2 separate regions of the Mus musculus genome follow, and region 2 is linked to region 1. The links are chromatin loops, found by intact Hi-C in ENCODE. Cell type or tissue: left cerebral cortex. All regions are shown on one strand. Each heading gives the region's core, and the rest is flanking DNA. Links, peaks and the distances in the headings are about the cores only. Region 1 holds the start of Dyrk2 (dual-specificity tyrosine-(Y)-phosphorylation regulated kinase 2). Region 2 overlaps Mdm1 (transformed mouse 3T3 cell double minute 1).

Region 1 (16,430 bases), core at 4,133-12,132:
GGCACGTGAGCATTGCAGCTTAGTCTCACACCAAGGTCCTCACTCTCTGGGCTCCACAAGGGCCATCCTTCGGCTGCTTGCTCAACGTCATGTCACCACCCACTCTTCCTCAGAAAAAGCTATTTCCTTGAGAAGCCACCCAGGACCTATACAACACAGGACGCCCGCTCTGCCGTCGTACGCATGCTCACTGCCACGTGCGTCTCCTTCACGCTTTCATTAGATTAGCCGTTCTCTGTTCATTCAATCACGTTTGCCTTCACAATCAGCCTAAAAACTCCCCAAAGACAGGATCCGTGTCTATTTTGTTGGATATTTTCTATTTCTAGTGCCTGGGATCCAACTTCACATGTAGGCATTTAGTAAGGACTTGGCAGACGAATGTGGTCTGCAACAGATGTTAAAAGGATTCTATGACTTCAGTGTCTTTCTTCTTAAATGTAAGCATGCTCAGGACAAAAGCCCAGTAATTCTAATCCTAGAGAAAGGGGAAAATAAATAGGGCATTAACTTTTGGGGACAAAGATCACAAATGAGCCCATGTTATTTGTATGCTTATTTACTAAAAGTCTAGATAAACTGCTTATAATCAATTACATAGTGTTCCTGCAAACAACTGAAAACGTCAATTTTTATTAAATGATCTAATTCATGGACTTTGGTTTTATAAAGGAGACTTCATTTCTACCAATGAATAAATGAATAAATGGGTCTCGATATTTAAAGCTTCTCAAATGTAGGAGGTAAGTAACCTGTTATAGAAAGCAAGGAAAGACACGATCTTTTAGTTTGTAAAAACTGGTTTATTTACAATTTGGTATTTTAAAACTGTATCTGAAATGATATGTGTATATATATATATACATATATATATATATATATATATATATATATATATATATATATACCCATCCCTGGGAAGTAATCTATATTTATTTAAATATGGAGGCAAAGGGTAGAAAATCTGAATAAATCTTAAGAGATTTATCTATTGCTACCAATCTGTGAATTTTAACTTTTAGTCCCCTGAGAATTAATGTGTCAAAAATATTTTCATACACTCAAATATAAAGGAATAAAAAAAAGTTCAAGACCACAGGAAATAATGAACAGAGAGCTATAGTCACCCATCGCATAAATGACCACATACCCCACTTCTGCCAATTAAGGGGTGTGTGTGCAGCTGCATCTAAATCTGCAGGTAGAGCTAAAGAGACTAAAATGTTCTAGTCTTCAATATTTTTGTGGTGTCTCCATTGAAAAGATAGCCTCAGACATTGGTGGCTAGCAAACCTCTCTTCTTCCCAGTCTTCTCCCCTCTGTTTTTACAAAGCCTCTTTGGTATCATTCATTTCATTTTCTTCAGCATCAGCTGGGGATAATTATAGCTCAGAGGAGTGCGTAAGGATGAAGGATGCTCCTGTGACACTGTGGGATCTGCAGGGAGCTTTCTCCCCTTTGTGGGGAGAGCTGCTCCTACATGCTGCCAAACGCAATACAATCACACCTCTTCCAGTCCTTACCACAGCCAGCTAACACTTCAGAAGAACCACCACTCATTCTTGATTTACTAAACTTCCGAGACTCAGAAAAATCGGCCATTCCCGTCTCCCTCGCAGTTAATGAGGATGCAACCACGGCCGATCCGTTAAGTCGAAGAGGAAAGCAAATAAACCAAGCACTTGGCATGAAGACGCGATTCTCTCATGCACACACAGCACAGTGGTCAGATTTTCTTTGGGGAGGGGCTTCTGTCAGTGGTGACAAGTGTTTATTTGTGTTAAGTCTGAAGGAAAAGAGGTGTAATTCAAACTAGAAGAAACAGGTGAGACAAAGCAAAGCCACAGATACCCGTGGTTTCGGGTCTCTTCTAAAGCCCTTCCTTAACAGAACAGTAAGCGAAGCCAGCGCTAACAAGGGGCATTCTCTAAGGCTGGTTTGAAAGCAGCATTGAAGTTCCTTATTTCTGAATTCTTATTTGTATACTTGCTGGTTCCAAAAAGGTAACCAGTTCTAGAGACTCAAACAGAATATAGCCTTAATTGACTTCAGAACAAACTTAGATTTGGTAAGAGTGGTGGTAACTGGTCTTTACTGAGTCAGACCTGGGTGCCGTGGGCCTGCTTGGGTTTTCATATACATCATGTTCATTGGTTTTGCTCTCGTTTGGTGGATTCTGTGGTTGACTGGTTCTGTGTGTTGCGCTTTTACACCGGATGTGGAATAAGCAGCAAGCAAGATAAATCTGAAGACCTTTGTACTGGGCTTAGGAATCGCATGCTCCCTTCCTTTGGCACATGCTACTGACTGTGGATAAGGCACCGGAAGCCGCTTGCTTGTTGCCATTGGCAAGTAAGCCAGAAATCGGTGTTCAGTGTGATAACTCGACACATCTTGAGTTAGATGTTCAGTGTGTTAACTCAACACATCTTGAGTTAGATGCAGCTCACAAGCCTTATTTCCTGGCCCAAGCATGTCAGGAGACACCAAAACCCCAAAATGTGAGCCAGGGAAAATCATAAAATTAGCAAAAGCATGCACATTTCTGAAAGCCTGGGGTAGATAGGAGAGCATCTTCAGATAACGGACCTGAAGGGTCCACAGGGAAGAGTGAGGAATATCAGGAAAGACCTGAGCACCCTGCTCCCCTCCAGCCTGAAGGATAAAAGGATTCGAAGCTCTAGTATAGGATATGGGATGTAGCAGATACCATATAAAGAAAAATTAACATGAAATTACCAAAGAGAAATAGAAGTATCTAAAGAGCTCTGATTTAGTAGGGGGGGGGGGTTCTTCCTAAAACCTCATAAAACCAACAAGAACAAAAAAAAAACAAAAAAAAGAAAAGAAAAACCCTCAGAATCTGCATATTTCTAGTGAAGAAATAACACAAGGTTTTAAGGACGCAAGCCACCTGCCATGCAAAAGAGTCTCCCCAGGTTTAACAAACCAGGAAGAATCATACGAGAAATAGGGTGAGATTCCAGTTAGAAAAAGGGGTGAGATGTAAGGTAGGACATTAAAATTTTATTCTGAAATTATCTCTGGCCACAACAATAAAATTTAACAAATAATTCACTAAACAGTCTTACTTCTGCTCTGGCTGTACAATGCATACAGTATCATAGAACTGGTCGCTAGGGTTCAGACCCACTACAACACTTCCCATGTCAAGTGGCAACAGCAGCATCTCACAGAAATCTGTACATACATATATACACAGTCCACATTCAACCATTTCACATATTTTCAGTACACACAGTTGCAGCATTAATACAGTCACGTGTCTAAGGTGTTGCTCGATAAAAAACCCAAGCCCCCGCCTAGACATAACTGCAGCAGTTGAGCTGATATAATTACAATGTATCGTATATATGTCCATAGCAGAGAGATGTACAAGCCCCTAAAAACAGAGTCCACAAATACTTTTTTTTTAATGCTACCACAGCATTATGTTGGGCAATATTAAAACCTTTACCAACCGAATCCGTTGATTTTTTTTATTATTATTTTTTATTTTAAAAAAAATCTTCTGTTACCAGAAATAGTCTTGATGAAAAAAATTACAAAAAATGAATGTTCTCTTTTAAAATAATTCGCGCTTTTAAGATTCCAATATGGCCCAATGCTACTGATGCCTAAAGTGTTTTCTGACATTCTGATGGAGTCGTCTAACAGGACCCCACACCGCCCAGTAAGTTTAAAAGTGGCTTAAGTGTCATGCACCCAAATTGTAAAAATCCCTGGCCATCCTTACTGGAGCCAGGCACATAAAAAAAAGGAATGCACTTTGGTTCATACCAAATGCCCTGGGATTAACCAATCACACTATAAAATTAAATGGTTTGAGGTAAATTTTTACAAATACAGTTGATTTTTTTTTGTCTAGTGTTAGCATAACAACAAAAAAGTTATCGTTAAAAAATCAGTCTGATGTTAAGATACAACAAAGACCATCTTTAACCTCTTAAACGTGGGAATTCCTGGCGTAACTAACCAATAGTTATCTTGCTCAGCATCCAGTGACAATTCACGCCTTATGGTTTCTATTAAGGCCTATAAATCTAGATATTTAAGACAGATGTTATCTCCGCAGAGGTGGCATCCCTCTTTACTACCTCTCATTCAAAGAGTTAAAGAGGCCAAAAATGCATGCCCTGTAACATGGCATTCAGAACAAAAGGCACATTATTAACACTAAGGGCACAATTTCTCCTCTACGATGTTAATCTATGCTGCCCTGCGTCCCTCCGTGTTCCACGGTTGTGCTAAGAACACTCTGGTAGTGCAAGAAACAGAGCCAAGTGAGACTGCAACCAAAGACAAGACTACACTGTGCTATTCCTAAATCTGAAAACAGCTGAGACATCCCTAGACAATGGTAACCTGTGAGACCTGTTTCCAAGCCAACTCCTAGTCGCTATCAGAGCCCTTTACTTAGGTGAAGATCATGAAGAGGCAACAGTTTCATTTTAGACACAATAGTTAAATAAGATTCTCCTCAAAGCAGCGGTATCAGTAAATGCTGACACGGTTTTTGTGAATAAAGGAAATTTCACTGTAGTCCCGGGAGGAGGGTGGGGGGAGAGAAGGAAACAAAAGCCTTGTAGCACATGATGGTTCCATATATGGGTAAAGCTCCTCACAAAAGTTCCGCTGGCATCTACGAAGAACCAGTTTTGTGTGGTGGGGGAAAGGCAAACCATCTTAGTCCACTTCTAAACTGTTGCAAGTACAGTGAGGTTCTAGGGGAGTGAGTAACCTTAGACTCAGGCTCAGGCAGCAACCAAGTGAGAACAGAAGAAGGGAGCCTGGCGGGGAGGGGAAATAGTGTCCATTTTTAAAAATTTATTTTAATGACCTAAAGACAATAACCATCGTTAAGAGGCTCATAGCTTTATAAAGTCCCCAGACCGACTCTTTATACTTCTTATGCCTTTAAGCCAAAGTTTTAAAAATAAATACAGCATTTTTAAGCCCTCTAAGCCACTGATTGGGGGTGCTGTCACATGGGCATCTTTATGTAACTTATTGACATATTATTGCACTTCACAGATTACACAGAACTGTGTATAGTATGCTAAAGAGTTTGACTAGGGGAAATAAGCTATAATTGCTAAGTACAGGGGTACAAATTAATTTATCAATGACATCCTTAAATAGTAAAGCAAACATCGATATTACTAACTTATTAATAAGCTAATCTTATTACTGATTTTTGGCAAATATTTGAAATAATTCCTGAGCATATTTTTCCACCATCAACTGGCAAAGCCTCAAGATAAGAAAAATGTTTTATTCAAAATGACACTTTCTATTTTTTTCTTTTTTTTTCTTTTTTTTTTAAGTAAGAGAAAACATAGAATTAAAAAAACTTAACCGGAAACTTTCTTGGCCTCGCTGGGGACCGTGCTTTAAGTACTTGTAAATCGATTTACAGGCAATACAATAATATCTGTGCATATAAAAGATTATTTATCCTAATTTTTACTATCCAAAACCTATTGTCCAAACAGGCAGAAATCTTTCTCTATTAAATTGCACATACTAAAAAATTCTTTCCACGTGCCTTGAAATTGATATATATCACTGTTCATACATTAGTGATAAAATACTGAAATTTTCACTGTGAAAATAATTATTATTCAGAGAAGAAAATATTCTTTTACCTAACTCTCAGTTACTCTCTCAGGTAAAGCGTCATTCCCCACAAAAACACTCAGTGCGATTCAAAAGAAAAAGTCAACTCAACAGAGGAATAGTGTTTTTCCTGGGGCTCTTCTAGTGAATCAGAGAATAAGTCAGGCCATTTAACTTGACATTGGAATTTCTCCTCCCTTTGCAACCCCTATTCTTTCTAACGAAAGAGTTGATGCTTCCCCAGGCTAAGGGAACCTCTGTGGCACCTGCAGTGTGAACTGACTCCAGTCTAGGCGGCTAACTCTTCTTTGGAACTACGCAAATCCCCACCTCAGGTAGCTAGGCCGATGTTCTTTTGGGGTACAAAACTGTAGACAGAATGGCAGCTGAAATGTCTCTCTGTGTTATTGGTCTGGGATGGACAAAAAAGACAGACTAAACGCAGGCAACAGATGTGTGTGGTGGAAGAGGAGCGAACAAGAGAAAAGGCAGCAGGGAACACTGTGGGGGAGGGGGAGTCCTTAAAATTAGGTGCAAAAGCAATTCCGTAACCAGAAGGCTTCCTGATTATGACAGCCCGCCATCATCCTAGTGCCTCGGGAGGAACGGACACATCTCAGTTTCCACTTATCCACTAAATGCGGCTCGGTGGCTTAAGCACATCAGAATGTTAAGTGGGCAGTTGAAAGCGGGCAATCCTATTTTGTAATCATTTGAACAGACCGTGAGGAAAAAAAGAAAATCTCGAAAGTGCAGTTTTCCTTAGAGATTTTTCACCCCGGCCCCCCTTCTCCCTCCTCCACTCTGACCCAGATTAATTTATGAAAAATGGAGGCAAGGCGGGCTGCTTCCGTGTGAACCTGGAGCCAGGAGAGAGGAGGGGGGCCTCAGGGGACCACCTCCCTGGGGAGTGGGACGAAAACCACGAAAACAGAGTGAATGTGTTTGACCAATCTGTAAATGTGTGACAGTCATGAAGAATCAATGGCCTGCCACCAATGTGATTTCTCTGCCACACTAAATACAGTAAGGCTCATCGTACTTTTAGAAACACAAGGAAGGAAAACAAACAAAAAAACAAAAACCAAAAACAAAAACAGTTTCAGAAAGTATAAAAACTTAAAGCATTGTCCCCATGTATTTTATAAAAACAAAACAGTCTTACATCAAGTGCTGAAAAGATACAAATGAGTCGAGTTATTGAGCAAATAAAAACAGGTCTGAGCTACACTTTTTCAACCCAGTAAGGCTCAGCTATAACGCGGTTCTCTCTCTCTCTCTCTCTCTTCAGATTGCCAGCATCAGGGGGACTGGAGCTCAGCTAACGAGTTTCGGCAACACTGTCCTCTGCTGAATATTCCCATTGGCATCTGTCATCTGTGCCAAGTTAGTCCTCAGCTTGGAAGCTGAACTGGAGGGTGGAGGTAACTTGGAAATGGAGGTGATAGCACCAGTACTCTCTGTGACCCTCTTCACCGCTGTCTTCTCTCCGGTCGGAGGCTTTGGCAAGCGCCTCCTAAGCCACGGGTGCCGCAAAGCCTGGCCCGGGGTCATGCGGACCGCGGGATCCCACTCCAAACACTGTTTTAAGAAGTCAAGGAAAAGAGGGTCATCGCATCCCTTCAGTGCGTTCCCCCACTCTCTGCTCTCTGGCGGACCCCTTAGTTTCCCTCTCCGGGATCGGCCCCCGTTGAGGACCACAGAGCCATCTGAAAGAGTCGTAACTGTGCAGTATCGGGGGTAACCCTTGGAGCTCACGAAATTTTTGGCTCGTTTGGAAGCATCCAGGAGTTTCTGAGAGGGCATGCCCAAAAGCTCGATCATACAAGCCAGCTGGTCCCCTTCATCCTCCCCAGGCAAGAGGGGGTAACCCGTCAGGAGTTCCGCGAGGATGCAACCCAGGCTCCACATGTCTATGGGCATGCCATACCTGGCTCCGAGGATCACTTCCGGAGCCCGGTAAAAGCGTGACTGGATGTACGTGTAGACGCGTTGGTGCTCGTAACAACTGGAGCCAAAGTCAATCACTTTAATACTGCTTCGACCCTGCTGCTTTAACAAAATGTTCTCGGGCTTAAGGTCACAGTGGATTATTCTGTTCTTGTGCAAAGCATCCAAGCACTGCAGAATGGAGTGGGCAAACTTGCGCACCAGAGGCAGGCTGAAGCCCTGGAACTTATTCTTCTTGATGAGCTCATAGAGGTTCATGCTCAGCAACTCGAACGTCATGCAGATGTGGTTGCGGAAGGTGAAGTTCTCCAGCATGTGGATGACGTTCATAGTGTTGTCCTTGTCCTGCTTCCGTAGGTGTTCCAAGATCCGGATCTCCTCGGCCGCCTGCCTGTGGAAGCGCTTCTCGTTCCGCACCATCTTCAGGGCCACGTGCTGGTGGACTTTGTGGTCATAGGCCTTGACCACCTGCCCAAAGCTCCCCTTCCCGATGACCTTGAGGACCTCGTACCTGTAAGCCACGTGATCATGGGGCACCTGCACGTACGATCCCTGGTCGTCGTCATAACCACCATTGTTGGGTCCACCGGTCATGCCTTGGCGTTTCTTTGCATTTGGACCCAAGAAGTATATTTCAGGGTAGCTAAAAATCTCATGGTGTTCGAAGGCTGTGAGTTTTTGCATGTATTGCTTCATCGCTTGTTCGGGCGTCATGGGGGAGGCTTTTACCTTCCCCATGCCTTCCATGGACTTCAGAGAGGTGGAGCTGCCCTGCCGTCGGTGAATGCTCTCCAGCTGCCGCTCGGGCACCCCAGGCAAGCCTGTCTTGCCCACCGTCGTAAGCCCATTGGGCTGTGTTGTGAGCACTGTCCTTTTGTTACTATTATCCTCGAACAGCTGCTGAACCTGGATCTGTCCGTGGCTGTTGAGGTGGAGGTGGTCATTCATGGTGTGCTTACTGCCGCCAATCTGGAATGCAGACAAAAAGCATCAACAGAAAGGAAGGGGGGGGCACCCCGCGTCTCTCCAAGGATGACTTTTGAAAAGTCCCTGTTAACCCATTCCCATCTTTACAATATCCAATTTGGTGTGAACAAAGTCACATCTGGTTTTACAACATGGAAGCCGTTCCATGAACATACACCAGCAGAGAGAATGAGTAGGCTGGTTATAGGCAAGACAGTAATAAAAATAAAAAGTAGACTGGGCGGGGTTAGGATACATAGGACAGCCCCAAGAATGCCAGTCCTACATAGCCCAGGTCCTTGGAGTAAGTTTTCCTGGAGCAAGGATCAAGCGTTCATGTTACCATCCTGCACCTAGTGTTTAATAACAGGCCTGGCCCATGGCGGGTGTTTGGAGCCATATCTGATCTGGAAATGAAACAGACAAAGCACAAAGAAGTGCCATCTACCCTGCTGCCCACGCCCAGACCACAGTGCCTCCCACATTTCATCTAGGCATTCTTTATTTACACGAGGACAGGGAATCACATTTGTCCAGTGCTCTTTTACGTATCTAGATCTCCTCCCCAAACACGTTGTTTCCTTCTTCCCTGGAAGTTATAATTGACCTTGGAGAGCACACATAGCAACAAGCAAAATATGCTTCTATTGACAGAGTCTCCCATAGATACGTGTGCCCTGGTTATCTCGCGAACTTCAAACCTGTTGTTTACAGTTTCTGGGTGTTGGTGGCTTTATAATCAGTTAAGGTCATTCTGTCCAACAAACTGAGCAACTTGCCATTCAGTTTGGGGCCTCTGGTCCACAGCTCAGTACCCATGCATGGGTTTGTACAGGCTGCTGGGATACTCAGCTTTCCAACACAGAATAATGTGACATTGAGACTCCCACCATGGCAGGATCTACAATCACCTAAGAGACAAACCTCTGCTCATGTCCCTTAAAGAGCTTCTAGATTGGGTTAACTGAGGTGGGAGGATCCAACCTATACATGGCTGCACTTTTCCACTGGCTGGGGTTCCAGACTGGATGAGCAAAGCGAGCCAAACCCTATCATGCTCCCCCATCGGCTTCCAGCCAGCAGGGGCAGTGTGACCAGCTGCCTCAGGTTCCTGCCACCATGTCTTCATGCCATGACAGTATAGCCCTCCTTAAATTGCCAGCCAAAATAAACCCTTCCTCCTTTAGATGATTCTTGCCAGGTATTTGCTCAAAGCAAAGGAAACAGTAACTAAGACGAATACAAAGTAGCAGTTTCTATTTCTGGCACACATGTCATCCCAGAATAGTCTCATCTAAACAAAACTTGACAGGGCAAAGGAAGAGCCCTCCGTTTCCCATCCTGAATCGGCTTGGGATTTCCTTCGAGCAGCCTGCTGGTGGATTCTCACTTGATACCTCAAAGAATCAACTTGTCACCATAATCTACCCCACTCTTTCAGTGTTAGTAAGGGACAGGCTACAAAGTGCTGGGAACTGTGCCCACTGGAGATTTACAGTAAATAGGATGAGTCCTAGTTCCTCAGCGCTAAGTCCTCTGTTTTGGGTTATTCATACTCCTGAAAGAACAGACGCACTCTGTAGGGTGGCACGGGAATTCAAGAAACGGTTTGGGAGCAGCTGGATTATAGAATGGAATCACACGATCTTCATTGTTTTGTTTTGTTTTGTTTTGTTTTTGAACTGACAAACAGCAAGCATAATGACCATCTATGGAGTGAGACTCTGCTTACTTGCTTACTTCCTTCTAAAACAGAAGGAAGCCAGCACTCGCGACTATGACTTTACAGAATCAAGAATTTTATTCCTCAGAGAGACTTTCAGCAGATTTCTCTTATGGAACCCGCAGATGATGCTCCATGCATCCAAGGCGACTGTATGTTCTACTAAGGGAGGTGCTATCTTTTTCGACTTCAAAAGCAAGGCAGACCACAAAATGCACCAGAAAAGCTTTGCACAGATAAAAAGGCAACACAGGCTTGTTTGTCCTTCCCTTCCTTTCCCCGGGTTCTTAAGACCCCAGAGTTAGCCAAGAACTTGCTAACAAGTGCTAGCCTTAGGGTGGGGGAAACCAGTGCTGGCACTGCCTGCCTCTGAAGTGCTGGGTGCTGCCCTGCTCCACTGTGCCCCAGTCTACGCACTGCATTTCTTCCAAAGCTCCATTCATCTCTGAGCCCTCTTTCCTCTGCAGTCTTTAAAACACCAGGAATGAAAAGGACTCAGGATTTGAAATCTGTCTCTTCAGGGCCAGAGGGGGACTCCTTCAGGTCTACCCCCACCGCCGCCATCCAGATCGATACTCTACGACTCGAGAGCCACATGAAGGATAAAAATCAACCTTGGGATTTGTAAAGGTTCCTAAAATGCTACCACCATAAAAGTTTTTGAGCATCAAGATTTTACTCCGGCTTATGTTATTATAATGACTTTTTGTATAATCCAAAAACCAAAACATTCTAATATTTTAGTGGCCAGAAGTGAAAGAGGTTGCCCATCAATTGGTCCACCATGTCTCTCTCCAGCTGTCTGCTCTCAGCATCCTTTTGCAGGATCTGCTATGTCCCTTTGCTGACAGGTGGGTGCAAGCTTCCGTTCTCTTGCCGTTTCACTCCAATAATTTCCTAGGCAGTGCTGAGCACAGCTGGCATGTCCGGAGCGCCTCTCGTTGGCTGGAGCCTACCAGGTCTCCTCTTGCAGACATGCCTATCCATCCCTGCCTCCTGGACTCCAGCCCTTTCCGCTCAGCTACTAATGAGTTTCTGCTCCCACGAGCAACTCAAACAAACTCCTAACTTTTCTTTATAGAGCCAAATGTTTTCTTGTTATCGTAATCCCAACTTTAAAACAAACAAATAAGCACCGACGACGACGACGAAAACAAAAAACAAAACAAAACAAAACAAACAAACAAACAAAATCCCTTCTCTTTCCAAATAATCACTCTGGCTGAATCCCTGGGAGTCCCTGACAGTGTACACCTGCGACCCTCCTCTGCCTCTGCACCCTTCCCACTCCCGGGAAGCCTCCTGTGTCCAACCCCTCACACCCTTTCTAAGAGTTACATCTGGCCGTACACTGCTTGTTTTCACTGGGACAACTGAGGTGGCTATGCAGGCCCAGACGCACCCTGCTTCATAGCCTAAACTCTTCAAATCCTTCTCCATAGTCTTTTCTAGAGTTGGCATGCACACGCTGTCTGTCTGACACTGCCCTTGCTTTTCTTGTGGCCCACGGCTACATCCCACCACCAGAGCCAATGCCTGCAGTAAGAACGCATCTGGCCTGAGCTCTTCCAAGTCTGATCTATCCATCTCAGAGGAACAAGGCTGAACTCCCAAGACCCAGGGATCCTGTGCATTTTCACACCCTCTCTTGTTGATGGAAACAGTTTTCTAAGAGCCCAGAGATTTTCACCCGTCAAGTGAGTGCAGTGCCCACAGTTACTGTGTGACCCTGGGCTGTTTACTTAATCTCTCAGAACTGCAGTGTCCTTGTGTATAAAAAGGTCCCAAGCTACCTCATTAGGGATATTAGGGAGATTAGAGGGGTTACACGTGGAAAGTGTTGGGTATAGTCCTGAGCAGTGCCAGCTATGACCACAGCCCTTTTCAGACTTGGAATCGCCTTCTTACCAATGTTCATATGATAAACTCCTATTCATTCTTCAAAACCCAGGGCTCTCATGTCCTCTGATTATTCAATTCCCCCTCCCCCCACCCCACACCTACAGTACCATTCACAGCTTCATTTCACTCTGGTTTGACAAAAAAAAAATCACACCTATATATCCAGCTGCTGAGAAATTACAGGAGAGGGTCACCTCTAATTTTTAAGCCCTCGACAACATAAACTCAGGTCCACAGTGGGAATTTAATGAATACCTCCCGGCTAGAAGCGCGCACATCAAGAAATGTCTCTCAGAGTCATTCTTCAGCGATGGTGTTTGCATCTTCAAAAGAAAACATGAAGTCAACACTGAGGGAGTTGGGAAATATCCCAAGAGGCCCAAGTCACAAGATCTCGCTGTGCCTCCGAGGCAAAGGACAGCTGGTTAAAAAGTACCTGAGGTAGACATCTTAACAACACCCCAGAGCCTTACACATTCCAGGAGTTAAAGATATTTACTTGAAGTTTCCAGGAAGAAGAAGAAGCCTGAAATCCCAACCAAAATCAAATGCACAAAACTGACACATGGAGGACTAGGGGGAGGGGCACCCAGAAAGGCCAGACAAGCCAGGACCAGATCATAAACATAAGAACACTGAAAACTCTTCACTCTCACCTCAGCCTCTTGAAGTCAGCGACCATGGGTTGGCCCTATTTGCTAAAATACTACAATGGGTCACATTCAAGAATACAAGCTGACACTAACTAAAGGTGATGGTCCAACTCCCCAGAAATGCATGCATTAACGTGGAGAGACCCATAAAGCCCTCCTGGGAACATGCAATGTTTTAGTATTGAAAATTCTATCCGACAACAAAGGCTAAGAAGTCTGCCACTTCATCACCCTCTCGCGATACCAAAATGGCAAGCAACAGATGCTCCTCGTGCTAAGACTTCTGGGAGTTTTAAAGCCTCCCCAAATCATCTTAGAAATGATGTGTGCTGTTATGGGAAGAAAACCGTGGAGGTTAAAAAATAAAATCACTGATGAATAATTTAAGCATTAAAAGTTATAAGGATATATACCAATATCTTGGAATCTATAGAAATTAAAAGTTTTCAAAAATTTTATCATCGCCCATATATTATTATTATTTTTTAAAGCCAATGAGAATTGAGATATTTATTGGTTTTACTTTTAGGACAAGCTGACCCAAACTAAATTGCTCTAGTATACAATAAACGTCATACAAAAAAAAGAAAGCAAACTACCATGGGAAATTCCAAAGTTCATAATCCTGTCATGTGTTTAAGGGAGAAAGGGCCCCCCTGCTCTGCTCATTTTTCTTCCTGCCCTTTCTTTCTCCCTCTGCCATTCCTCCACAGTTCCTCCCAGGGGTAACTGCTCCAGAAACAAACACATAAACACTTTTGAAAATGTGGAATATTGGGACTCTGGATCTGTAAAGGTTCTAGTATTTATAATTAAGCTAATACTGGTTCCCAGAACTAGTAGTCCCAAATAGTACATTAAACGAAGACTCGGGAGGGTGTGTGACTCGGCAATACACATCAGAGTTGCCTCTGGACTCCTGACAGCTCAGTTAACCTGTGGAGTCTGCCTCCTCAGGTAAACACACAGAGGAGCCAGATCAACTCTGTGCTCCTTAATGCCTGATCTGGGAAACCTGCAATGTTACACAAACCAAGTCGAAAGTAACATTTGAAATACAAAGCTTCACTTTCAAAACGGAGCATCCAAGGATGCAGAGTAGCCGAAGTTCACCCTTCAACTACAAACAGCCATGTCACACACAGGTCACAAAGCACAGGCGTCTATCCCGAAATCGCCTTCATGGCCTTTCCTCTCTGATGCCACACAGGCTATTCTGCTAGTGACAACTTCTCCTTCACCCGGTTCCATGACATATTTCAACCGCAAAGAAGTTCTGATCAGGCTAAGGCCATCCTTACAAAAACTGGGAAACCAGAGGCAAACTGAATTATTTCTTTTCCAGTTCACACCATGTAACATGAGCACACCAACACATGGGGGAGGGGGAGCTGGGGGGAGGGGGATGGACGCTGTATTTTCCAAACTGTCAGATGATTCAAAACCAGCCAAAACCACAAAAAATCCAAACCTCTAAAACCAATGGCTGTTCCTTTGTAGGATGCCCTTGTGGCAATCACATCCCTACTAACTGCAGGCTCTCTTTCCCAGCAACAGTACAACCCAGATGAGTTAATTCTGTGTATGTCCAGCCCCTAGGATAGACCCACAAGAAAAACAGAGAGAATAACAAAACATGTCTATGAGATTATCTACCTCTCTTATATGTCTCCATTACAAACAACTAAAGTCCACCTTCTTCTCATCTCCTGTGATAAGCAAGTTTCAGTCACACATGATTCCCCACCCCCCTCCCCCAGAGATGCTCCCTGCAGGCCACAAACCATGGGTGGGTGCTCTCAACCAACTTTCACTTGGTAACAAAATCCTATGCCCTGCAAGCAACCTCACATAGAAACCATCCTAGGTTGCTCACGCTCCCAGAGAGCCTTTGGGAAAGAGACCTTTGAAACCACCACCTTCTGCAAGCGCACACCTCCTCTAGGCTCCAGGTCACCATCCAAAGGCCATCGCTGGGAGCCGAGGAAAGGTACATTCTGAAGTCACATCCAGCTTGCCAGTCTCTACAGCTACCAGTCCCAGGCTCCGCTCTCCTCCCCAGGGACTCAAGGGACAGCCCTTGTCAGGTGCCCTTCCTTTGCCACCTACAAAGCAAAGCCCAGTCTTTCCTTTTGAGCAATATCCACGTTGAGAATCCTGCGGGGGGGGGGGGGTTGTTTTGTTTTGACTACTGCTGTAGCTCTTATTTTTGTTAATGTTAATTACAATTTCTGCTGTGCTCAAACCTGTAGCTCTCATAAAACATGCTTACACACGCGGGGGACAATTGGCGGGTGCTCCCTGCTGGCTGGAGCCAGGCCTCGGAGGCTCTTTGGGGGATCGATTTTCCGGGCAGGGTAGGCTAGCTGTCCCCTAACACATACGTTTCTATAAATATCCACTACCCCTGGGGTTGGGAGTAGATGTTTACCGGGTCGGGGGGGAAGGGAGCTCTGAGAAGCAGAGATGAAAAAAGGGGGAGGGGGCGCAAGGAGGAAGTTCCCAGGAAAAGGAGCCTGGGGTGGGCGAGCACCAGAGGGAAGCAAGGGGCCCACGCCACGAATCTCCTTTGTGGCAGCAGCTCGGGGCTCGCCCAAGTTGCAGAGGGCGGCGTCGAGGACAGGCCCCTGCTAGGGGCGTGGAGATTCGGCCCTCTCTTCCCACAGTCGGAACCCAACAAGCCAGGGGTCTGCCTGGCGCCCACCCGAAGCCAGGTCTCACCGTGTGGGCTGTAGTGGTAGCGTTGCTGGCCCGGAGAGGCGGCAGGGCGATGGGGGAGGGCGGGCCGGTCCCCACTCCGCTTCGGGGAGCCCCCGCGCCGATCCCCGGGGAAGCCTGAAGCTGGCGAACGGCGGTGTCCCCTCCTCGGCCTGGGAGCCACGCGCGGGAGGAGACAAAAGAGGGTCAGGGTGGGGGAAGAGAGCCACCCAGACCCCCCGCCCCCGCCCCGGTGGGCAGCGAACCCCCTCTTCTAGGGAGAAGATGGAAGGAGACACCCGGCCCGGGAAAAGCCGGCGGCGTGCGGGAAACAAGGGGGGTCGGGACGCGACTCCCCAGCGCGCACCCGCCAGCTGCAAAGTTAAGTTCGCGACCCGGCGGGGAGCAGTGCTGGGCCGGAGCTCCGGAGCCCACGTCGCCGGGCCGGGGGAGGGGAGGGCGGGCCACCGAGAAGGCGCAGCGGCGGGGTCGCGCTCCGGATGGCCCTCGCTCGACCCGCCGGGTTCGGGGATCCCGGGGCACCAACGCGCGCAGCCCGCGCCCCACGCCGCCGACAGGGTCCCGGGGCCCTTACCGGTCGGGTAGGCGGCGGGAGCGGCGGCCGAAGGTTTCCTGGTTAACATGGCCGCGGGAGAGGAACGTGCATGGCAGTGCTGCCCTCGCCGCCGGTCCCGCCGCTACTCCTCGCCGCCGCCGCCGCCGCCTCCTGGTCGCCCCTCACGCGGGTCACCCGCGCCTCGTCGCCGCCTCGCTCCCGCTACAGCCAGACACACGCAGTCCGCTGCATCCCCTCGGCCCGGACCCGCCGCCGCGAGCCCCCCGCTCTCCTCCTCGCCGCCGCCGTCCCCCTCGTCCTCGGGCGGCTGCTGTACCCCCCG
Region 2 (16,430 bases), core at 2,707-10,706, 700 kb before region 1:
TGGGTTTTTGTTGGACATTAGTGGGAGGAGTGGCCCTTGGGCCTGAGGGTGTTGGATGCCCCAGTGTAGGGGAATGCCAGGGTGGGAAGGTGCAAGTAGGTGGGTGGGTGAGCAACCTCATAGAGGCAGGGGGAGGGGGATGGGATAGGGGAGTTTCTGAAAGGGAGACCTAGAAAGGGGAAAACGATTGAAATGTAAATAAGGAAAATACCCAATTTAAAAAAAAACACAAAAGACATACTATATACTAAAGACATACTATATACTAAAGACATACTATATCCTAAAGACATACTATACTAAAGACATACTATACTAAAGACATACTATATACTAAAGCTGAAATTTAAGAACACACTGAGGACCTATGAAATAGCTCAATAGGAAAACACACTTGCTGCCAGTCATGATAGCCTTTGATCCTCAGAGCTCACATGGTGGAAGAACAGACTCGTATGAGTTATCCTCTGACCTTCCTTTATACACAAGTCATAGCACACACACACACACACACATACACACACACGCACACATATACACATACACACACACATACACATACATTAAAAAAAAGATCAATTAAACACCTAAGTTCTGTACCACTTAGTAACCAACCAAAAACGTAACTGTTTTTTGTTTGTTTTAAGGTTTTCCGTAATAAAAGCCAAATTATTCCACAGTTCCAAGGCAATACATTCACCCACGAGACTGAATACAAGCGAAATTTCAAGGGTTTAACTCCAGTGAAGGAACCAAAGTCAAGAGAGTATTTGAAAGGAAACAGCAGTCTGGAGATGCTGACTCCAGTAAAGAAGGTACCCACCCACCAGCTCTGACCTCCTGCCCGAGGTCTCAGCCTCTGCATGCCTGCCTTCGTCTCCGCCTGAGGCTCTCTCTCTTCTAGCATTGATTCATTTGTTCAGTAGATGCCAGGTGGTCGTTGACTCCTTCCGTGGAGTCAGGTCCTGTGTAGACTGAGAGGACAGGATGCAGACATGCCAAGGCTCAGCAGCGCTTAGGCTGCTGGGAGACAGATACATAGATAACTAAAATTGATGCAGCATGACCGTACCTAGCAGTGCAGCAGGTAAGTCCCCCAAGTCCAACGTCAGACGACTGAGCTTACAGTAGTGTGAGCCGCAGGGCAGCAGGAGGATGGAGACGTGCATTCTAAGTAGTAGCCATTAAACAGAGCACACACTTATCTTAAGGGAAAATTTCTACTATGCTAAATTATAGTTAGTATAATTCATATCATTTACTTCAGTGAAAATAAGCCCCTGAGTTTGTGTGTGAATTTACAGGTATTCTGAGTTATGACATTAGGCTAGAGTCATCGCAGAGTGTAGAAAATGTATGACTAAAAGTGAAATTATGTACCTGTGTGTGTGTGTGTGTGTATGCATGTGTATGCACACATAACACATGCATGTACACACAGCACACACATACAGTTTTTTATTGACCTATGACATTCTTGAAGGGGAGTCTTATTTTGTATAGCAATGTGCTAATTAGCTAAGCTTCAATAACTGCAACCCTTGAATATAAATTTAAGGGCTAATTCAAAATCTCTGTTCAATATGTGGTAGCATTGTTTAATATTTTGATGGTATTTGTTAATTTTTAAATTCATCTTTAAAAAAACCCCATAAAATCAGGGATCTAAACTCCTTGGCTTCAAAACTTGTTGATTTGGGTTTGTTTGTTTGTTTGTTTGTTTGCTTTAGTAGCTAAACATCTAGAAGCAAAAATGTAGTAGAGTTTCTAGGCCTACCTTTATAACATGTATGTTTTTACTTGAATGTCTGACATCTCTAAGCATAAACACTCAAATTATTTCCATTTCAATACAATAAGGCAGATGAGCCTTTAGACTTAGAAGTAGACATGGCGTCGGAAGACTCAGACCAGTCTGTAAAGAAGCCTGCTTCATGGAGACACCAAAGGCTTGGGTACGTAGCTCACCAGGAAACGGTCATGTCTGGGTGGTCAGCTTGCTAAAATACTTACTTGCGTTCTGTCTCTCTTAGAAAAGTGAATTCTGAATATAGAGCAAAGTTCCTGAGCCCAGCCCAGTATTTCTATAAAGCTGGAGCTTGGACCCGGGTGAAGGAGAACCTGTCAAACCAGGTGAGTCTGATCGCACACGCTCTTCCGGCCGAGCCAGCCACTGCACCATGAGTTTCACTCACAGTGTGAGGATGGATGGTCCAATAGTAGCACCGCAAATCCCACCATCTTAAAATCGTAGTTGTCACCTTACCGGTGTGTGTACTGTTTTTATAGCAGTGACCCCGTGGAGATTGACATTGGTTATTAAAGTCATTTTTTTAAAGCCATGAAGTATCTGATAGTTCTAATGAGTTCAGTTTGCAGGATGATAGCCTTCTTGGTTGGGTCCTCATGCCATCCAGACCTCAGACTTTGAACTGAAGGTTCTCTCTATCAATAATGAATGTTCCAGGAAGATTGCTACAGTGTGCACCCCTGCATCATGTAGGAAAGGGGTGTGTGCAGCTTGAGGTTCAAGTTCTACTCTTGGGGTGTCCTGATGTAGCAGAGAAGCTGGGGCTCTGAAGATTGGGCAGAGGAGAGGACAGTTATAGCCTCCTGCTGAGAAGCGGGGCTTCTAGTCAAAGGATAAATGGTAGAAAGTCTATATTACTGTATAATTCGTGTCTTAAAACTGTTATCTGGACACTTTTCAGCCCTTCTCATGTGCACAAGCTAAATTAAACCGTTTTTGGGGTTGGATTGTATAATAACAGATATTCTTTTCTGTCTATCTTTCCAAAGAGGGTAGATTGGGTCTGGTCTTTGTGAGCTGCTGGTTCCGTGAGACAAGTAGCCTTGCTACACCCTCCTCAGCGCTCTGCCTCAAGGGGCTCTCTGACTTTTCTCACTGCAGCCACACCCTTCTCAGCGCTCTGTTTCAGGGGGCTTCCAGACTTTTCCACTGCAGCTACTCTCAGAACTGTCTACCCAAGCCTCACCCAGACTGTGCGGGACAGGAGCAGCTAGCCCAGCCCAGGCTGCGCAGGACAGGAGCAGCTAGCCCAGCCCAGACTGCACAGGACAGGAGCAGCTAGCCCAGCCCAGGCTGCACAGGGCAGGAGCAGCTAGCCCAGCCCAGGCTGCACAGGACAGGAGCAGCTAGCCCAGCCCAGGCTGCACAGGACAGGAGCAGCTAGCCCAGCCCAGACTGCACAGGACAGGAGCAGCTAGCCCAGCCCAGGCTGCACAGGACAGGAGCAGCTCCTGGTCATCTGGGCATTTGTCCATTCACTCTGGTAAAATCAAGTAAAAAGTTTGAGTTTCACAAGCAGCCATAATGGAAAAAGGACTGAATCCCCTAGGCTCTTGCACAGTTGAGTAATATTCTAGGCCTTGGCAAAGAGATTATTTCTGGGGGATTGGGCAGGGCAGGAGAAAACGGGAACACTGAAGCATGTGGCTGAAGAGGGCCAGTGGACAGGTCTGAGAAAGCTGCGTTGGGAAGAGCCTTGGCTAGTGTACGGTCTCTTCAGACTGAGGTGAGTTGGTATTTAGGCCTCACCGTTTAGCCCAGGGAGGGCTGGAGATGTTGAAGTCAGGCGGAATGCTCTGTTGTCCCAGGGAGGAGGGTGCTGTGCTGTAATGTAGAGGCTGCGTTCTCAGTTTCACCCGATGTGATATCTCCATGCTGTAACCTTCTCATAGATGTATTAGTTGCTACTGGAAGTTTATAAATTAGGGTGAAATTTGCATTAGCCTTTTATCAAAAAACCAAAACTTAAGTTGGCAAAAGGAGGACATAGCAATTCTCAGAGAAGCCAGTGATCAGTTTTTTTTTTAAAGATTTATTTATTATTATATCTAAGTACACTGTAGCTGTCTTCAGACACTCCAGAAGAGGGCGTCAGATCTCATTACAGATGGTTGTGAGCCACCATGTGGTTGCTGGGATTTGAACTCAGGACCTTCGGAAGAACAGTCAGTGCTCTTTACCTCTGAGCCATCTCTCCAGCCCCAGTGATCAGTTATTAACCAAGTTATAAACATTTAATAGGGGCCATGTTTTGGCTAAATACTAGATTTTTTCCCCTGGACTACTGTTTGTGGTATATGGCTGATACTGAGTGACCTGAATATCAAGTATTCTGCCATCTTCTCCCTGCCCCCAGCATTTTTTGGCATGTGTTTTATGTATGTGTGGTGTGTGCAGTGTGCATACATGGCTGTGCACGTGGAGGCCACAGGTGGAGCTGCTTGCTAGCTTACTTTTTGTGACAGCATGTCTCACAGAACCCAGATCTCACTGATAGGCTGTGTGCCTGGCTACTGAGCCATGGCCTCCTTTACCTTCCAGTGCTGGAATTATGCAGGGGGTGAGAGGGCAAGCGCTGTCACCCACTGAGCCGTCTCTCCAGCCACAATCCTATCACTGACACACTCTCTGCTCATAGTTCAGATACTAACTTCATTTCCTTTTAAATTGTCTACATGCTACACTTTGGGAATCTGTTTTTAGCAAAGCTACTGGGTGTTCTGTCTTAAGTCCTGTGTACTTACTAGTGGAATAGACATCCTGTGTGAGCTGGTTTTGATTGTGGCTATGTATCCCACACCTGCATCATTTCAGTTACACACTGCTGCTTTATAATGGTCATATAAGACTGCCTTTAATAATGGAATCTGTTCTAAGTTAATTTGGTTTTTGAAAAGGGTCTAACCTTAGCCTCATAGCAGTCCTCCTGCCTCAGCCTCTCCCATGCAGGCTTAACAGGTGTGTGTCAGGATGGCTCGCTGGCATGTACGTCTTTTTGGCTTGGTTATTGATGTGACTCTTGAGGCCAGTTAGGACTTTGATTCTAGATAAAGTGCTGCATTTGAGATCCACCCTGTAACCTGACAGATGCTGTAAGGACCAGGTGTAAGATTTCGCCTCATTCATTCTTGCTGTTTTCTGAATTCGATTTTTCCGCACGTAAATTTTAAATGATTCAGTTCAAATTGGGAAAAAGAATTCAGTAATGAAAGCATTCTACTTATAGTGTTTAGATTGTGCGCGTGTGTTTGCATGTGTGTTCATGTGCCTGTGCCCATGGAGGCCAGAAGAGGGCATTGTATCCCTAGGAACTGGAGTTATAGCCAGCTGTAAGTCACTTAATGTGGGCGCTGAGAGCTGAACTGGTTCTGTGTAGGAGCAGCAAGTGCTTTTAGCCTCTGAGCCATCTCTCTCTCCTTGGCTTATAAAATATCCCATCATTGGGTGACGTTGTTGGGAATAATGCATTCTTATCCTTTATAGCAGTCCTGGTCACTGGCCCTAGGGGTCATTTCTGAAATCTACACTCAAATTCTCCCTCTTGCCAGTAGAGGACCTTACTTTGAGAGACAGTTTTTTATCTTTGTTTAGGATTATAGACACTTAAATATAAAACTGAGTGTTAGCATTTTTAGGAAGGATGGCTAATGAAGACTTGTAAAAGCATTGGAGTTCATAGGTCATTAATAAATAGAACTGAATAGGCATACAGAAAGTGCCTGCACTCTGTCCTTTCTAAATGGCTATGGGCTCTTCCCCCATTCTCAGTCTTTAAGCACACGGAGCTCCTGTGTGAACAGGACGCAGCCTCCTTGTCTGTCTTTCCACTGCTCAGCATGGAAGGCTGTGTTGATTGGAGCCCTTTGAACCGGCCCTTCAGTTCATGTCCTTGTTTGTCTGCTAGGACACAGGTTGTGGCAGTGCTGGGTGGCAGTTTACACACTGCTGCTGAAGAATGAGGCCCTGATGGAATACGTAAAACATCTCTCCCTGTGAAGGCCAAACTATTAACTAAAATAGTTGAGGGATAAAAGATTATACACAAGGGTAGGAACTCTGTTTTTTAAAATATAGTTATTAATAGCAACAAATGTGGCTAAATATAATAACATTTAAAGCAGAATTGTAACAAGTCAGCTTTTTTTTTTTTTTTTTTTTTGCACTGTATTGGTGCATTTAGAGAAACCAGCAGGTGGCAGTGTTATGTATAAAATAAAAAGGTTTCCAATGGTAGTTGGGTTCTTTTCATATAAAAGTACATGATTTGCAAATTAGAGAATTCAAAGTATTTTATAGTTCCTCATGATTTAAAAAAAATCTTTTTTGTTGACTATATCACTATTATTTGGAAGGTATTTATTTTCATTTATATAGTGTATTTTTGTTTGTTTTGTTTGTTCTTGTTTTTGTCTTTTTTTTTTTTAACTTGAGGTTTTGCTGACTTCAAGAGATTTGGAGAAAGAATCTCACAGTAGTTAGTGGGGTCTTGTGTAATAGGAGAGGCTGGCAGAGAGCTGGGGGATTAAGCTAGACTAGGAGTCACTGGCATGGAGCCACTCTTCTAGAGATGGAGAGCAAGGAATAGCAGTCAGTTACCTATCAGTAGCACCATCACAGCCAGAGATGGGGAGAGAGGGATGACAATCAATTACCTATCACCAGCACCACAGCCTCGCAAGAGCGTGGCTGGTCCTCGAGCAGTGCTAAGATGTCTTGGTTACTGAGTTCACGATTACTAAGGATACAAGAAATTTAATTGTATTGACAAGTTGGTATCTATTTAGAAGGAAGAATAATAAGGTTCAGTATCTCATTGATTCCCATTAATACTCATGTATGGCATTAACCTGTCATTAAGTGTGTCTCTGTATTCCTCCCCTAGGGTTCTCTAAATGCCATGTGGTATGCAGAGGTTGGTTGCTTTTGAGTTCTTAAAAACTATAATAATGCATAGAATACTTGTGTAATTTCAGTTGGAGTAAAAAAGTATTTGTCAAAATTGTTCTTAGCTACTACAAATGTCTCCTTGCCTAGTAGTTTGGAATAAATTAGCTGCATTATGCTTTTGCTTAATTGTTTTAATATCTGCTGAAACGCATAGTCTGATGAGTGTATGTGGCTGTTATTTTGCCTGCCTTTCTCATTGGACTGTGGCTGTATCCTGCTTTGGCTTTCTTATGTACTTGTCGGTGTTTATAAAAGATCCTTGGCAATAAAGGAAGGCACCTGAACTCTCTGCGTAGGTTAAGGAGCTCCGAGAAAAGGCCGAATCTTACAGGAAGCGAGTTCAGGGGACACATTTTTCTCGGGACCATCTGAACCAGATTATGTCGGACAGCAACTGCTGTTGGGACGTCTCCTCAGTCACAAGCTCGGAAGGCACCGTCAGTAGCAACATCCGAGCACTGGATCTTGCTGGGTGAGATGTTCTTTGTGGAAAGTGAGAAGGCTGTGTTATAGCTTGTGTGCATCATAGGATGATGTAGGAAAATGACCCAGCTAACTCACAATCTGCTGTTTAGCCAGATGGGTCTCTTATTTCATTATTTAAAACTTATTCTCTGTGGTAAATGTAGCTATATTATACTTGCTTTTTGTGTTTCTGTATGACTAATAAATAACTCTGGGCAGCTAACTTTTGTAATATTCTTTGTAACAACAGAACTAGATAAGATAGATGTAAAAGAACTTTAAGAAGTAATGAGCAGCCATAAAAACTTATGAAAATATAAGTGAGTGATATATATCCATTATCATTCATTAATGAATTTTGTGGCTCTTGTGGAACTGGGCCTCTAGATGTAGAGAATTCTCTGCTGTTTTAAATTTTAAACTGAGCACTATTTAACTATTTGTAAGGGAAATTATACATTGATTTGTAGCTAATAAAGTAGAGCATTCTCATATAGTCACATATACCTCATTCATTTATAAATTCTACTATGTGATCTTGCTTTAAAAGTTCACAAAATACTCTTTAATAATATTTTGGAAAGATGAATCTAAAACATAAAAATTTGAATCTGCGTACTTGTGCATGAATATGAGTTTAGTTATGACAAATTTGCCTCGTTGGAGTTAGTCCTTATCATTTTGAGGGTAACGTTTTACCCTTTTGTCACCAGAAGTGCAAGTGTAAGTGTGTGAAGTAGGTAACTATTACTTTTTGGAATATTTAGTGGACACTTGGGTAGAGCTTTCTCTTGCTCTATTGCACAATAACTTCACTACCCAGAGAAGGCCTTCAGTATGGAAACGAAGAGACAGGAAGTCTCACACTCGCTAACCCAGGATAAACTGAGACACTCAAATGCAGATTTGCAATAAATTTTTTTTTTTTTGAAATGCAGAGACCTTACAAACCACAGGACCCCCCAGAAACACCCTCCTACCAAACTAGAAGAAAGAAAAGTTGCCTCGGGAGAGCAGCCCCTGAAAAACTCCACCAGGAGACTGGAGATGCCAGAGCCTGCCGCCTCGGTCAGGAGGAAGCTGGCTTGGGATGCTGAGGAGAGCACGAAGGAAGACACCCAGGAGGAGCCCAGGGCGGAGGAGGACGGGAGAGAGGAGAGAGGACAGGACAAGCAGACCTGTGCGGTAGAGCTGGAGAAACCGGACACACAGACACCCAAGGCAGACAGACTGACAGAAGGGTGAGACCTAAGTTCCTCAGCGTATAGGACATTCTAGTACGTGACGGATGCGTATGTGCTGTCACTGGGTACACGGTTGCACCGGCAGCTCTGTGACTAGCAAGGAGCAGTGACATAGGTGCTGCCACATGGAGTGTGCTGGGATCACACAGAGTGCGATGGAGCACTGGAGCACTGTGCTCTGCGAGGGGCAGTCAGTTCTCACATGCGTCCTGTGCTGAGGATTCGCCAGATTTGTAGCGTGTCAGGTAGGATGACTTCACAGGGGAAGCTGGGATTCATGAATATCAGGTGCTTCTGTCAAGAAAGAAAGGCCACTCCCTTGTAATATTTTTAAAGTGGTTTCTGAAAATGGCCAACAAGGGCGGTTTCATGTGCAGACCGCTTTAGAGGAGTGGCTCTTTGCCTTTGTTGACAGTCCACTTTGTCTGTAGCCAAGCCCTTTGTTCGTTCATGGATGCAGGCGATGGGAACTCGTGCTGACTAACTGGACGCCGTCTTCCTTATGGATGGCTGGTGTACAGTGATCTCCCCTCCTTTCTAGGCTTGGCTTCGCTAACTCCTTATGGATTGAGAAGTTTTAAAAGGATTGTTTTTTAGTCGAGACTTCCCTATATAGCCAGAGCTGGCTTGGAACTCATGACTCTCCTGAGGCTGCGTCCTAAACACTGGGTCATAGGCTCCCTCCATGAGGGAGCCTGAATTTTTTTTTTCTTCAGAAACAAAACTAGACTTCTCTTAGATGGTTTATGTTTTCTTACTGTGCTACTTAACGGTAACGAGACAGTTTTGATTAAATTTTCTGGAAGAAAGGCTTCCTAATAAATTGTCTCACTTTCTAGGTCGGAGACATCTTCTGTTTCCTCAGGGAAGGGAGGCAGGCTTCCTACACCGAGGCTGAGAGAACTCGGTATCCAGCGGACGCACCATGATCTCACGACGCCAGCTGTTGGTAATGGACAAACCCTGCAACCTGTCATCCGCCCTTTTAGAATGTAGCTTAGTGTGACCGACACTTAGTGTGACCGACATGTGCTTTCCATGGGGTCTTCCAGGTGGCGCAGTCTTAGTGTCTCCATCTAAAGTGAAGCCACCAGGCCTCGAGCAGAGGAGGAGAGCGTCCTCCCAAGATGGCTTAGAAACTCTGAAGAAAGACATTACTAAGGTAGCTATTTGTATTTCAGAGGAAAACCTCGTCTTGCGTCTCCATCGTCTCGTGATAAATGACATGTAGGCTCAGACTTCAGAAGACCCCACCGGTTGCATGGAGGAGTATCCCTATTAGCTCTCAGTAAGGCAAGACCAAGGCACTGGGACTTCTTTGCTTATTTAGTTGCTCTTGCCATTGTGTTGCTGCTGATAAGCATTCACAGGTTCTTAGTGTGACTCGTCAGGAAGGAAGAACAATACAGTCTGTTGTCTGCTAGTTGTGTTCCAGCCACATTCCAGGCACTGTGTAGCACTGGAGATAAAAGCTAAGACCAGGACTCATCCAGCCATCAGCCTAGCAGGGGGCAAAGCCACGGTCATGATATTGGAGGTAAAACACATCAGGTAGGTGTCAGTGCCATGAGAAAAACAGGCAGGGGGTGAGCAGGAAGTGATCAGGGAGGTCCTTACCAGCAAGGGTGTGAATAGAATCTGGAAAAGATGCAGGACTGATCTGGGCATGGGAGATGGTGTTTTGGACAAAGAGAACAGAGATGCAGAGTCTCTGAGGTGAGAGGACCAGTCATGTGTTCTTGTGTCAGGAACAGAGACTTGTCTGGGTGATGGGTTTTGAGACGTAGTGCTGTGCTAAATTGTGTAGGGCTTCGTAGAGCATGGGAACAGCACACATGTTTTTCCCAGTGAGACGGGAGGCTCGGAAGGGCAGAGCAGTGACTTGATTTGGCTCATATATACACACACATATGCACACACATATGCATATATATACATGTTTGCACACACACATACACACACACACACACACTATTAAACAGGTATTCGAAGACTTGGGCAATCCAGGGAATAAATATTTATGGAGAATGGGTGGAGACACATCTGGGTCCGAGGATTTAGTATTAGGGAAGTGAGAAGTAACCAGAAGGAGGAGAATATCAGTGACGTAGTGAGAGTCAGCAGTGACGTCAGAGAGAAAGGAGCATCAAGAGGCTGCACTATAACTTGGTGGTGGAATGTGTATGTCTACTGTGCATGGGGCCCTGGGTTCAATCCTCAGTACTGCCAGCTAAAATAGATAATAGATGATAGATAGATAGATAGATAGATAGATAGATAGATAGATAGATAGATAGATAGATAGAATCTCCATTCTGGAGAAGGCTCAATTACTAAGAGTGCTTGCTGCTCTTTCAGAGGACCAGACTTTGGCTCCTAGCACCCAAGTGAAATGGCTAACTCCAGCCCCTGGGGATCTAGTGCCCTCTTCTGGCCTCTGGTATTATTTCCATAAATGGCATTCATAAGTACACACACACACACACACACACACACACACACACACGAAAAGTGAGTGTTGGTGCTAAGTCAGTAGGGATGAGACTTTGTCAGAATCTTGTAAAAGCTAAGCATGCAAGAGATTGAAGAGAAAAGACAGGCTGAGTCAGGGACACCTCTGTGGGTTTGCTTGTTTGTAATTGGTAGTGGTAGGAGTTGATCCTATGGTGGTGGGTGTGGTTGGCAAATGCTGCACAATTGGCTGCATTCCCAGCCTCCAGATACAAGTCATTCAAGATCTCTGTCCAAGAAAGGAAGCAAAGAGCAGTGGGTGTCTGGTGAGACTGACGTGCGCCATCTGTAGTGTGTGGTGTTTGCTACCCCACCTTAACTTAAGCTCTGAGAATGGGCTGCACTGCCAGCCCCTGCCCAGGCTCCCTTAGATCTGAGGATGAAACACACACACACCCCACATTGTTCAAAGCCAACCTGTCTTATTGGCTTAATTGCTGGGCACTTGTAATCTACTGCAGCTAGTGTGCCCTTCCCAATATTCTTAGTGCAATACCCTAAATCCACCCTCAGCTTCAGTTGCTCAGTTACTTTTAGTCCCAGCTCAACACCCTAATCTCCCACCTAGAGGAGCAGCCTAAGGTCGCTCCCGGAAAGATCTCACGTGGCCGCTCACCTTTTCCTCGCCCAACACACTGTAAAAGTTCCTCACCTCCCCTGTAGGGACCTGGAAGTCCCACTTCCTTCCTTCCTCCCTCCCAGCAGTCCCTGCACTTCAGTTCTCTGAGGGGCTCCCAACACCATCCGAATGACACCCATCTGAGACATCCTTACTGATAGATCAAGACCCAATTCTGTTTTAACATCAGACCCACCCCCTACAAGTGCTCATCTGTTGATGAAGGTAATCGTACAGAAAAGTTTCACACACATGCTGTGTATTTCTATCATACTTAGTCCTCATTGCCCTCTCCTGCTCACCTCCTACTCGCCTCCTTCCTCCAGCTAATGTCCTTTCCAGTCTGCCCTTCCTTCTCTCTCCTTTCCTCCTCCTTACCCCTGTTGTTTTGGTGAGGCCCCACAGTGTTCTATTAGGGTTTGAGTAGAGTTTGTACAGGAGCCCTGCTGCCTACCAGTCATGCTTACTGAACTAAAATGTCTCTCCCTTCCCAGAGTCCATGACTGCTTACACATCCCCCACAGCTACCACAGTGTACTTGTGAGTCCCCAAGGGAGAGTGCTGAGTGTGTGTGTGTGTAAGAGAGAGAGAGAGACAGAGAGACAGAGAGAGACAGAGAGAGAGAGAGAGAGGAGAAAGAAGAGGAGGAGGAGGAAAAGGAGAAAGTGTGTGGGTGGATCTACAGGGAAGAGTGGGAGGAAATAAGACTGGAAAGGTGGGTAGGGTGAGGAGTTTGTGTGTTGTCCTGATGTCGTTGGCAGCCCCTCGGAGATCTGAAGTGCAAAAGCCAGTGTGTTTGACTCAGAGAAAATCAAGTCACTGCTGCTCATGAAACTCTTTCTTCAAGGAGCGTTGGAAGAGTGTGCCAGCAAAGGCTTGAGGTTCGGAGCTAGACCAGTCAGTTTGCTTAAGCCTGAGGATCCCTTCAGTTAAAATGTTTGTCTTATTCAGCTCCTTTTAACAGGAGTGAAACCAAGATGGCAGAGTGTCCAAGCCATATGGGAAGAAAAACAAAGCGCTTTTCAGTGTGACTTGTAACTTATTAAGTGTAAAGGAGAAAGAGGAAGCAAATGGGAGATTTCTGTTCTTTTCCTGGACCTTACATTCTCTTGGGAGGAAGCCCTCAGCTCAGCTCTTTGGTCACAGAGCCTTCTTGTGTTTGGAAACTGTCAATGTCATATCCATGGGCTCAGATGAGGACTCTATAGGAGTCCAAGCAATGACTAAGACTGTTGTGCCTGTGTGTGACTTTGCTACGTTGCCACCTATCAAAAAATACCATTGGCCAGGCAGTGGTGGTTCATGGCTTTAATCCCAGCACTTGGGAGGCAGAGGCAGAGGCAGGTGGTTCTCTGAGTTTCGAGGCCAGCCTGGTCTACGGAGCTTGTTCCAGCATAGCCAGGGCTACACAGAGAAACCCTGTTTCAACATCCCCAGCCCCACCCCTCCATCCAACAAAGGAGAAAGGAGTTTAGTCATGGGGGCTCAGGGTCAAGCTGCATTGTTGCTGTGGAAAGTTGAAAATATGGACGAGAGAGAAAGGACTGTTCTCCCATAGACGCTGTGGCGAGGGTCGCTGTGGGCTCCTGAGGGTCTTGTGGCAGTGTGGACATAAGTGGTAGTCTACAGGCAAGGCTTCACAATCGGTTTTCCCCTCTTGCTTCTTGTATGCTAGCTCTGTTTGAGCTCGTGTACATCGTTCTCTGTTGGCTTGATTCTTACTGCGCTCGCAGTGCACACACTTTTGCATCCTTAGGCATCACTCACTCTCATGGCAGAATGGATGCTAGCTATCGTTCAGAAGTTTTAAACCAGACGCTATTGTTCAAATACAATTTTCAGATTTGTGTCATTTCATTTTTATTTGAACAATCTAAAGCTACATTTTGGTTCATTCAGTGTTATCATCTCATCTAAGCGTTCCCAAGTATTAACACAGTTCAAGTAGACACAGTTGCAGAGTTGTGAAGCGTAGGCTGTGGTTTGCTGGACTTTGAAAGACCGGAAGGACCCTGTCTTTCTTCTTCTTTGTCATATCTGCATATTATATTCAATTTAGTTAATTTCTACAGTCTGGTAAGTGAACATTACTACTTCAGTGCTTTTATTCTGTGGTTTAAAAGGCTAGTGAGGTAGACTGTCACTCCATTTATATCCATCTGAATCACTTCCATATGCCCCTTTCTGCTTCGTAATGAGACCTACTGCTATTGCTCTAGGGGTCTCTGTTAGTGTAATCATAACTCTGTTGATGTCTCCGCATACATTGTCATTCAGTGCACTGTTAATGTACATTTTACTGTCCTAAAATGTACACAGGGCTGTTCTCTGTCGGTGGTTAAGCCGTCTCTCCAGGGACACTGTCTCTTCCCCCACACCTTCTGTGACGTGTGACTGGTTACATCTGAATGTTGATCCGTTCTTTACTTTTGGACACACGTGTGCGTCTTTTTTGTCATCCAGAAAGGAAAACCCCGTCCCATGTCTCTGTTGACTTCTCCGGCTGCTGGCATGAAGACAGTTGATCCCCTGCCTCTGCGAGAAGACTGTGAAGCCAATGTGCTCAGATTTGCTGATACTCTTCCTGTTTCGAAAATTTTGGACCGTCAGCCCAGCACCCCTGGGCAGCTGCCTCCATGTGCCCCGCCTTACTGTCATCCGTCCAGCAGGATCCAGGGCCGTCTGCGAGACCCTGAGTTTCAGCACAACAGTAAGTATTTGGTTTTCATTTCTTATCTCTTAAAAAGAAAAGTATTATACTGATAGATCCGTGCTATAAGAGGAACCACTTGCTGGCAAGCTCTGTTAGGTGTTTTTCTTTTTCTCTTTTCTTTTGTCTTTTTCATTTATAATAGACTCCCCTTCCTTCCCCCTCTCCCTCCCTCTCTCCCCTCTTTCTCCTTTATTTTTAATTTCCGTGCTGGGTTTCTGTGAGTGGAGCAGATTTCACTGGACTGTGCTGCTGCGCCCAGGTTCACAGTTCACTCCATGCAGTGAAAGGCACATCCGGGTCTTACCAAGGGACGCAGGAGGCTGGCCGGGTGTTGTGGGAAACAGTAAAGAAGAACCACCGAGCCCCCCTGCGCTCCCTCCAGCTTCTCTTGCCCTCCAACGCTCTGCAGGACCAGAGTTCCCTTCCCTGCCCGCCAGCCCCACACAGCAACCGTCCATCCCGCAGTCAGATGCCACAGCACCCAGCAACCCGGTTAGAAACAAAACTCTAGACGCTTATAATTAACAAGTCAGATTTATAGATCAATAAATTCTCAGTTCACAAGATGCCCACACAGTAATTTCAGAACCAAGTGATAATGGTATAAGCTGCCCACCTAGATTAGAAGGTTATCCCAATTGCTCTATCCTTTATGATGTCATATCCACCTGTGGCTGTTTAAAGCCATGCTGGCTCAGGATCTTCTTCCTGTCCATGCTCCATCTTGCTTTTCCTCTCTTAAGCCGCTGCTCTGTCCCTGCAACTCTTAGCACCGCCTCCCTTTTCCCTGTCCAATCACAGGCCTCCTGCTGCACTAATATTTTAATGTAATTGGACAGGGAAAATCCTGTCACAGCCAGGTGCCAGTGGTGCTTCTTTTTCAGGCAGGACAACAAAAACTGCCCCTGGACATTGCCTGGTGTTGCTCGGATGTGGAATTCAAGATTTGCACATTCGAGGAAATTCTGGTTTCCTTAGGTTTTGTTAGACATTGCTCTGCTGTTTGGTGTCTCCCTCTGTCACAGCTGGGAATTCTCCGGCAGCTTTTGCCCTGTCACTTTTGTATGTGGTGGCTGCTCTCTGATGGCTTTGGGATTGTCTTTATGATCATGCAAACGTTACTGCCACTTTACAGTGCTGCTTCTTGGAAGTGGGTGTCTCCCCACTCATTCTGCTGGTGCCCCGTGGGCCTTTCCACCAGATCAGCTCCTCTCTGACTCTGACGCTTTCTTGAGCAGTAATTTCAGAAGCTTGTAGTTGTTGCACTCCTGGGCGAGGCAGTTACCCAGCTGGGCAAACTCGGAGAAGATGATGTGTTCTAGCCAGTGCATAGAGAGCTTTCCAGAGTTCCCTGCTTCATCTTACCGTCACTACAGCTCCAGAGGAGACTGAGCGATCTCCAACACCCCTTAGCCCCCAACCCACACCCCCATCACCTGGGGCCAGACACAGGGTGCTGCTTCTCAGTTTCTCCACTCTGCTGGCATAAGACTTATGCCCCTCAGGTGTTCCGTGTTTCTCTCCCCCTCTTGCTTTCCATTCTCCAGCTTGGTTACTCTTTCCTAGGCTTTTGTTTCCTTTGTTCTGTGAACTTCTGCTGCCTCTCTAAATGTGTATATTGAGTTTTCGCTTCTCAATAGAAGCTTACTTTGTCTCTTTGAAGTTACATCAATGTTCTCATTGGACAAAATTCTAGGCACCTAGCCATAATATATGTACTTGCTAAACATATGACATTTACCCAGTGGCCCTGTGATGTCATAGTTTCCATTAATATACAAACGTAACTGATACACTTTCTCATGACTTACTTTCGTGACTAGTTTACTGATTTGCTGTGTCACATCACCTGAGATTGGGCAGTGTATCACGAACAGAGATGAGTGTCTCATGGCACTAGAAGCTGGGAAGTGCCCGACAGAGGGGCTGGCATCTAGTGGAGGTGTCCTTGCTGCGTCGTCTCCTGGCAGGAAGTGGAGAGAAGGAGGGACAGACCCTCCCTGATACAGCTTTAGGTCACAGCCTGTCCACTTCTCAAGGTCCAGTCTCCTCATGTGATCACAGCAGCAATTCAGTTTCCCTGTGAATGTTTGGAGGGGTCAGACCTGCAAACCATTCCAC

Evidence for each region. A loop is a pair of places that touch in the nucleus more often than their neighbours do. Peaks named below come from ENCODE experiments on the same cell type or tissue, not always from the same donor. Only the 100,000 strongest peaks of a DNase experiment are listed, where the experiment ranks them.
Region 2: it touches region 1 in a loop (4-fold over the local background); 3 of 42 quality-filtered maps call a loop at or near these places.

The regions. Positions count from the first base shown.
Region 1 is chr10:118,852,595-118,869,024 of GRCm38, forward strand. It overlaps Dyrk2 (dual-specificity tyrosine-(Y)-phosphorylation regulated kinase 2), which reads right to left and starts at 16,309. Exons shown (of 3, transcript NM_001014390.2): 1 at 16,127-16,309; 2 at 15,556-15,704; 3 at 6,755-8,559. The coding sequence starts at 16,175. The coding sequence ends at 6,958. In left cerebral cortex, for the core only: no CTCF peak of the experiment used is centred there; DNase peaks (open chromatin) are centred at 4,651, 6,125, 7,261, 7,915 and 3 more places.
Region 2 is chr10:118,150,142-118,166,571 of GRCm38, forward strand. It overlaps Mdm1 (transformed mouse 3T3 cell double minute 1), which reads left to right. Exons shown (of 14, transcript NM_148922.3): 5 at 648-815; 6 at 1,861-1,955; 7 at 2,034-2,133; 8 at 7,054-7,229; 9 at 8,161-8,463; 10 at 9,306-9,415; 11 at 9,519-9,628; 12 at 14,060-14,306. Among named protein-coding and RNA genes, the nearest start is that of Mdm1, 17 kb to the left of the region's middle. In left cerebral cortex, for the core only: CTCF peaks have their summits at 5,087 (motif pointing right) and 6,005 (motif pointing right); a DNase peak (open chromatin) is centred at 6,009.